Regions from separate parts of the Homo sapiens genome. Here region 2 is linked to region 1. A link is an interaction called in ENCODE POLR2A ChIA-PET data of the cell type or tissue named here. Cell type or tissue: Panc1. All regions are shown on one strand. Each heading gives the region's core, and the rest is flanking DNA. Links, peaks and the distances in the headings are about the cores only. Region 1 has its middle 2.4 kb from the start of IL31. Region 2 overlaps LINC02985 (long intergenic non-protein coding RNA 2985).

Evidence for each region. Peaks named below come from ENCODE experiments on the same cell type or tissue, not always from the same donor. Only the 100,000 strongest peaks of a DNase experiment are listed, where the experiment ranks them.
Region 2: POLR2A ChIA-PET joins it to region 1 with 6 read pairs; 2 of 35 experiments call an interaction of 5 or more read pairs at or near these places.

Annotation. Positions count from the first base shown.
Region 1 is chr12:122,174,440-122,178,826 of GRCh38, reverse strand. It overlaps a transcript of LRRC43 not described here. Among named protein-coding and RNA genes, the nearest start is that of IL31, 2.4 kb to the right of the region's middle. In Panc1, for the core only: no CTCF peak of the experiment used is centred there; no DNase peak of the experiment used is centred there.
Region 2 is chr12:122,067,172-122,071,558 of GRCh38, reverse strand. LINC02985 (long intergenic non-protein coding RNA 2985) reads right to left here. Exons shown (of 4, transcript NR_135044.1): 3 at 3,368-3,531; 4 at 2,999-3,270. Among named protein-coding and RNA genes, the nearest start is that of LINC02985, 6.1 kb to the right of the region's middle. RefSeq lists an enhancer at 1-55. In Panc1, for the core only: no CTCF peak of the experiment used is centred there; no DNase peak of the experiment used is centred there; H3K27ac peaks cover 692 bases.

The DNA of each region.
Region 1 (4,387 bases), core at 219-4,218:
GACCAGCCTGGCCAACATGAAAAAACCCCATCTCTACTAAAAATACAAGAAAAACAAACAAACAAAAAAACGCCAAGAGTGGTGGCTCACGCCTGTAATCCCGGCTACTCAAGAGGCTGAGGCAGGACAATCGCTTGAACCCGGGAGGCAGAGGTTGTGGTGAGCCGAGATCATGCCACTGCACTCCAGGCCAGGTGACAGAGCAAGACAATGTCTCAAAAAAAAAAAAAAAAAAAAAAAAAAAGAAAGCCACCTCTTACGTATTTTTCCTCCTAAACATTTCTACAACCCATCCACACCTCTTCATCTCCACTATCACTATTACCCTCTTCTCACCCTCACCTTTGGGCATGTTGATTTTGAGGTATCACTGGGACATTCAGGTGGACATTTAGGTCTGGAGTGTGAAGGAGACAGACAGTAAAGTGTGAGGAATCCAGATCACGGGTGGACACCGTGGAGCTAGGGAGAGGGGCAAAAGGGATCAGGATGACGTTGTTACAGGAGAGGTTGTTACGAGAGGTTGTCAAGAAGGTGGAAGTGGTTGGCAATGTTTCATGCTATAGAGGGGTCATGTAAAATGAAGGCTGAAACCCCAGTAAGGCTGACATGTGGTCTCTGGGTACTGTATTAGTTCTCTATTGCTGCCATAACAAATATCACAAACAGCAGTTTAAAACCACAAATGCAGCCAGGCGTGGTGGCTCCCACTTGTAATCCTAGCACCTTGGGAGGCCAAGGTGGGTGGATCACTTGAGGTCAGGAGTTCAAGACCAGCCTGGACAACATGGCAAAACCCTGTCTCTACAAAAAATACAAAAATTAACCAGGCATGGTGGCACGTACCTGTAATCCCAGTTACTTGGGAGGCTGAGACAGGAGAATCTCTTGAACCCAGGAGGCAGAGGTTGCAGTGAGCCAAGATCATGCCACTGCACTCCATCCTGGGCAACAGAGCCACACTCCATCTCAAAATAATAAATAAATAAATAAATAAATAAATAAATAAATAAAACCACAAAGGTGGCCAGGCGCAGTGGCTCACGCCTGTGATCCCAGCACTTTGGGAAGGTGAGGCAGGACTGCTTGAGCCCAGGAGTTCAACACCAACCTGGGCAACATGGTGAGATCCCATCGCTACAAAAAATAGAAAAATTAGCCAGGCATGGTGGTGCAGGCCTACAGTCCCAACTACTTGGGAGGCTGGGGTAAGAGGGCTGCTTGAGTCTGGGAGGTCAAGGCTGCAGTGAGCCGTGATCACACCACTTCACTCCAGCCTGGGTGAGAGAGCAAGATCCTTTCTATTAAACACACACACACACACACACACACACACACACACACACACACTTTCTCTCTCATAGAGTTTGTAGGTCAAAGTCTAGCATGCCATGGATAGATTCTTTGCTCAGGAACTCACTGAGCTGAAATAAAGGTGCTGGCTGGCTAGGGTTCTCATCTAGGTCTCAGCATCCTCTTCCAAGCTCAGTGGTTATTGACCAAATTATTTCCTTCTCGTGCTTTCCACGCTGCCCCCCACCATCTTCAAGCCAGCAACAGCAGGTGAGCCCTTCTCTTGCTCGTAATCTCTCTGACTTCCTCTTCTGCTTTATGGGCTCATGGGATTGCATTGGGGAGGCCCAGGGAATGCAGGAAAATCTCTCTATTTTAGGTAAACTGAATAGTAATCATGACTACATCCACAAAACCCCTTTTGCCATGCAATGCAACATAATTATGGCAGTAAACACCTGTGGATGAAGGTCATGCCTACCATGGACTCTGCTAGAGGATATTGATTACATTAGTGGGGTGGTGAAAGCCATATTGTGGCAGTTTGGGAAGTAAAGAAAAAGTCAGTGGTGGCTGGCGGCAGGGGGACTTGGGATGATGGGTGGGAGGGCTTCCTGGCTGTGTCCCCTCTGTGCACCTTGAGTTCTGTGGGCTGCCCAGACTGACCTCATCCCAACATGGTGAAACTCCATCTCTACTAAAAATACAAGAATTAGCCAGGCATGGTGGTACATGCCTGTGATCCCAGCTACTCAGGAGGCTGAGGCACGAGAATTGCTTGAACAGGGGAGGTGGAGGTTGCAGTGAGCTGAGATTGCGCCACTTCACTCCTGCCTGTGCGACAAAGTGAGACTCTGTCTTAAGAAAAAAAAAAATGCTACTACTACTAATAAATAAAGTTCATCAGGGCTAGGCATGGTGACTCATGCCTGTAATCCCAGAACTTTGGGAAGCCAAGGTGGGAGGATCGCTTGAGATCTTCTCTCCAAAAAAAAAAACAAAACAAAAGACAAAACAATTAAGAAAAGAAAAAAATAAAGTGCATCTGATCTTATGTTTCCCTACTGAAAGCCGCCCAGCACTGCCTCGTCACATGTGGAATAAAACCCAGGCTCTTTGTCCCAGCCTCAGGCCTCTGTGATGGAGCCGCTGCCCACCTCCCCACTACCCTCCTGTCCTCTCGCGTCACTGTGGCTGCCATGACCCTCTTCCCGTTCTAGGAACAGCATCGAGCTCATTTTCACCTGAGGATTTTGCACTCCTGTCCCGTTGCCTTGGAACACTCTTCTCCCAGGTCTTCCCACAACTGGCTCCTTCTTGTCTTTCAGTCTCTTCTTCAATGTCACCTCTCAGAGAGACTTTTGCTGATCACCTGACTTAAAGTATCCTGCCCGTCACTCTCCAACCGTCACAGTGCTTTCTAGCTTATTTATGAATGTTGTTGCTATTGTCCGCAGCCCACAGCAATGACGGGCCCACAAGGGCAGGAACTCTAACTTCTTCACCGCTATTCCCGATACCCTATAAAATGGCCTGATCAAAGCTGGCACTAAAATATGAATAAGGAGGCCGGGTGCAGTCGCTCATGCCTATAATCCCAGCAGTTTGGGAATCTGAGGCGGGCAGATCACCTGAGGTCAGGAGATAGAGGCCAGCCTGGCCAACATGGTGAAACCCCGTCTCTACTAAAAATACAAAAATTAGCCCGGCGTGGTGGTGGGTGCCTGTAATCCCAGCTTCTCGGGAGGCTAAGGCAGGAGAATCGCTTGAACCCAGGAGGCGGAGGTTGCAGTGAGCCGAGATCGTGCTATTGCACTCCAGCCTGGGCAACAAGAGCGAAACTCTGTCTCAAAAAAGAAAAAAAAAAATTAGCATAGTGATTTGTGCCTGTGGTCCCAGCTATTTGGGAGGCTGAGGTAGGAGGATCACTTGAGCCCAGGGGATCGGGGCTGCCGTGAGTTGTGATGATGCCACTGCACTCTGGCCTGGGTGACAGAATGAGACCCTGTCTCAAAAAAAAAAAAAAAGAAAGAAAAAGAAAGCTAATGAACTTAGAAATAGTTTCTAAGGCCAGAGTGGTGGCTCGCACCTGTAATCCCAGCACTTTGAGAGGCGGAGGCAGGTGGATCACAAGGTCAGGCGTTTGAGACCAGCCTGGCCAACATAGTGAACCCCGTCTCTACTAAAAATACAAAAATTAGCTGTGCGTGGTGGTGGGCGCCTGTAATCCCAGCCACTCAGGAGGCTGAGGCAAGAGAATTGCTTGAACCTGGGAAGTGGAGGTTGCAGTGAGCCGAGATTGCGCTACTGCACTCCAGCCCAGGCGACAGAGCAAGACTCTGTCTCAAAAAAAAAGAAAGAAAGAAAGAAAGAAAGAAAAGCAATAAAGTTTCTAGGCTGGCGCAGTGGCTCATGCCTGTAATTCCAGCACTTTGGGAAGCCGAGGCAGGCAGATCACCTGAGGTCAGGAGTTAGAGACCAGCTTGACCAACATGGCGAAACCCCATTTCTACTAAAAATACAAAAATTAGCTGGGCATGGTGGCACGTGCCTGTAGTCCCAGCTACTTGGGAGGCTGAGACTGAGGCATGAGAATTGCTTGAGCCCAGGAGACAGAGGTTGCAGTGATCACGCCACCGCACTCCAGCCTGGGTGACAGAGCAAGACTCCATCTCAAAAAAAAAAAAAAGAAAAAAGATATGAACAAGGATTTCAAGCAATAACTCTGGATCACAGTCTCTGGTTCTGGGCCCTGAGATTGCAGAGGCACGATGGAGAGTCCAGTGATGTCCAAGGCCACATGGAGTTGAGATGAAGCCTTCGACCCGCCACATTCACAGCAGTTATGGGGCCGTCCCTGCACACCGGCGTGGGCATATGCTGCAGAAATTTCCAGAGATACCGCATTCTGCACATCTCATGCCGGCTTCGCATTTCCTCCCCAGAAATTCCCTGTGGCCGCTGGCCTTGAACTCCTGGAAGTCACCCGCTCCTTGGTGGTATGGTCGTGTCTGTCAACCCTGGGCTTCAAAATTTTGTCTAGTCAAATCAACAGGCTCCTTCCAAGAAGAATGGCAAAGATGCATTCATGTGC
Region 2 (4,387 bases), core at 223-4,222, 110 kb after region 1:
CTGAGACAGGAGAATCGCTTGAACCCGGGAGGCGGAGGTTGCAGTGAGCTGAGATCACGCCATTATACTTCAGCCTGGGTGACAGAGCAACACTCTGTCTCAAAAAAGAAAAGTTAGGATTTTCCTGTACTATCAGAACACCTGACAATACCGGGCCCTTATTTCCACGTGTCAGCAGCTGGAGCTCAGGAGCAACTATCCTCTTTATTTTTATATTATTTAATTTTTTTATAGAGACATGGTCTCCCTATGTTGCCCAGGCTGGTCTTGAATTCCTGGGCTCTGGCCGGGTGCAGTGGCTCACGCCTGTAATCCCAGCACTTTGGGACGCCGAGGCGGGCGGATCACAAGGTCAGGAGATCAAGACCATCCTGGCCAACATGGTGAAACCCCGTCTCTACTAAAAATACAAAAATTAGTCGGGCGTGATGGCACACGCTTGTAATCTCAGCTACTCGGGAGGCTGAGGCAGGAGAATCGCTTGAACCTGGGAGTCGGAGATTGCAGTGAGCCGAGATCACCACTGCACTCCAACCTGGCTGGCGACAGAATTAGACTCTGCCTCAAGAAAAAAAAAAAAAAAAAAAAAAAGAATTCCTGGGCTCAAGGGATCCTCCTGCCTTGGGCTCCCAAAGTGCTGGGATTACAAGCATGAGCCACTGTGCACAGTCTGACTGTCCTCTTTATTCATTTATGTATTTATTTATTTTGAGACAGAATCCCACTCTGTTGCCCAGGCTGGAGTGCAGTGGCACAATCTCAGCTCACTGCAACGTCCACCTCCTGGGTTCAAGCGATTCTCCTGCCTCAGCCTCCCGAGTAGCTGGGACTATAGGCACATGCCACCATGCCCGGCTAATTTTTGTATTTTTAGTAGAGACGGGTTTTCGCCCTGTTGGCCAGGCTGGTCTTGAACTCCAGACCTCAAATGATCCGCCTGCCTCAGCCTCCCAAAGTGCTGGGTTTACAGGCATGAGCCACTGCACCTGGAAAAGTTCTTTTTAATGTACAGTTCCAGGAGTTTTGACAAACATATACAGTCAAGTGAACACTACCGCAATCAAGATATAAGACAGGGCCGGGCGCGGTGGCTCATGCCTGTAATCCCAGCACTTTGGGAGGCTGAGGCATGTGGATCATTTGAGGTCAGGAGTTCAAGACCAGCCTGGCCAACATGGTGAAATACACGAATTAGCTGGGCGTGGTGGCATGAGCTTGTAATCCCAGCTACTTGGGAGGCTGAGGCAGAATTGCTTTAACCTGGGACACGGAGGTTGCAGTGAGCCAAGATTGCACCACTGCACTCCAGCCTGGGCGACAGAGTGAGACTCTGTCAAAAAAAAAAAAAAAAGATATAGGACAGGACAGGCACAGTGGCTCACACTTGTAATCCCAGCACTTTGGGAGGCTGAGGGGGGAGGATCGCTGGAGCCCAGGAGTTGGAAACCAACTTGGGCAAGATGGCAAGATCCTGTTGGTACAAAAAAATTAAAAATTAGCCAGGCATGGTGGCATGAGCCTGTGGTCCCAGCCACTCGGGCAGCTGAGGCAGGAGAATCCCTTGAGCCCAGAAGTTCGAGGCTGCAGTGAGCTATGATCGTGCCATTACACTCCAGACTGGATGACAGAACAAGACCTTGTCTCTTAAAAAATATACACACACGCATATACATACATAGACACGTATACAAACACAAACACACACACACACACACACACACCAGTTCCAGTACCCATCGTCACCCCCAGTTCCCACTTGCCCTTTGTAGTCAGTCCCTCTCTGCATTCTAGTCCCTGGCAACTACCCATCTGTTTCTTGTTCCCATTGTTTTGCCTTTTCCGGAACAGAATCCTTCAAAAAGTAGCCTTGAGTGTGGCTTCTCTCACTTAGCATAATACATCTGAGATTCTGCCCTGCTGCTGCATGTATCTGTAGCTCATTCCTTTTTATTGCTGCATAGTATTTCATTTTATGAACGTACCACTGCGTGTTTATACATTTACCAGTTGAAGCCATTTTAGTTGTTTCTAGTTTTTGGTGGTTATGAATAAGACCAGTGTAAATATTTACATCCAGATTTTTGCACTTTTTTAAAATTTAGAGATAGGGTCTTGCTCTGTCGCCCAGGCTGGAGTGCAGTGGCATGATCACAGCTACCTGGGGGACTGAGGTGGGTGGATCACCTGAGCCCGGGAGGTTGAGGCTGCAGTGAGCCGTGATCACACCACTGCACTCCAGCTCAGAGCAAGGCCCTGTCTCAAAAAAAAAAAAAGAAAGAAAGAAAAGGAAAAAGAGGCTGGGTGTGGTGACTCACACCTGTAATCCCAGCACTTTGGGAGGCCGAGATGGGCGGATTGCTTGAGGTCAGGAGTTCGAGACCAGCCTGGCCAATATGGCAAAACCCCATCTCTACCAAAAATATAAAAATTAGCTGGGCGTGGTGGAGTGTGCCTGTAATCCCAGGTTCTCGGGAGGCTGAGGCAGGAGAATCGCTTGAACCAGGGAGTTGGAGGTTGCAGTGAGCCAAGATCGCACCACTGCACTCCAGCCTGGCAATAAGAGCGAGATTCCGTCTCAAAAAAAAAAAAAAAAATTAGCTGGGCATGGTGGCGCATGCCCTATAATCCCAGCTACTTGGGAGGCTGAGGCAGGAGAATTGCTTGAACCCAGGAGGCAGAGGGTGCAGTGAGCTGAGATTGCCCCACTGCACTCTAGCTTGGGCGACAAAGTGAGACTCCATCTCAAAAAAAAAAAAAAAAGAACAACGAAGAAAAAAAGAGAGTTCTTTATATGTTCTGGCTACAAGTCTTTTATCAGATACATGTTTTGCAAAGATCATCTGGCAATCTGCTTGTTTTTTCAATCTCTTATCAATGTCTTTAGCAAAAAGCTTTGCCTAACCCCAAAGTCACAAAGATTTTCTCCTGTTTTCCCCTGGAAGTCTTAGTTTTATGTTTCACATTTTGGTCTATGATCTATTTTGAGTGAATTTTGTGATAAGGTGCAAGGTATAGGTTTAATATTTTTGCACACAGATGTCCAGTTATTCTAGCATCATATGTTGGATGATTGCAGTTATTATTAACACTGTCAGTATTCTCAAGGCTCCTGGGCTCAGGGGTCAGCAATGGTACCTCTGGCTCCAACTCTGCAGTTCAGTCGCCTGCCCCATACGCCCCTCAAACCTAACAGCTGGGGCCTGTTGCAGTTCTTTGCTTGCAGAAGACTTTGTTTCTGGTCTCTTTACCTCTTCTCTCTCTTCCTGAAATCTGCATAAAACAAACCATGAAAGGGCAGGGTGGCCTCGTGGTCTGGCAACGTCCCTTTGAAAATAAACAAGTGCAGAAACTGAAAGGCAGCAGCTACCTCTGGGGACTACTCGAGAAAGAGTTCAGGGCCGGTGCATCCGCCGCGCGTGGCTGTCTTGCCCCAGCTGGGCGGCAGGTCGGATGTGGCAAAACCAAACAGGATCCCGATTGCTTCAGATGTCACCTCTGGCCAGAGACCCCCGATGCCTCTGCAGCAAGCACCTAATTGTATTTATGGGGTACGGGCAGAAGAGTTTCATGGCTGAAAAGCCCTCAACAGTTTGTACAGCCTTCCTCAAAGGTCCAGATCTAACTGGTTCCCACACAACCCTGGGAGGTGGGCAGGTCAGGGACAGTTACCTTTATCTTACACATAAGAAAACTGAGGCACAGAAGGGTGAAGAAATAGATGGGTGTGGGTTTGGAATTTTTTTTTTTTTTTTTTTGAGGCAGAATCTCACTTCATCACCCAGGCTAGAGTGCAGTGACGCAATCTCGCCTCACTGCAACCGCCATCTCCTGGGTTCAAGTGATTCTGGGGCCTCAGCCTCCTGAATAGTTGGGATTACAGGTGCGCACCACCATGCCTGGCCCTAACTTTTTTTTTTTTGAGACAGAGTCTCACTCTTTTTGCCCAGGCTGGAGTGCAGTGGAGCAATCTCAGCTAACTACAACCTCCGCCTCCCAAGTTCAAGCAATTCACCTGCCTCAGCCTCCTAAATAGCTGGGATTACAGGCGCCCACCACCACTCCTGGCTAATTTTTTGTACTTTTAGTAGAGATGGGGTTTCACCATGTTGGCCAGGCTGGTCTCAAAGTCCTGACCTCAGATGATCCACCCACCTTGGCCTCCCAAAGTGCTGGGATCACAGGTGTACCATGCCCGGCCACTCGGCTAACTTTTGTATTTTGGTAGAGACAGAGTTTCACCATGTTGCCCAGGCTGGTTCTCAAACTCCTGACCTCAAGTGATCTGCCTGCCTCAGCCTCCCAAAGTGATGGATTTACAGGCAAAAAGAAGTTTTTTTTTTGTTCGGTGGGGAGGGGGTTAGGCAAACGTTTAGCAAAAAGCTTTCGC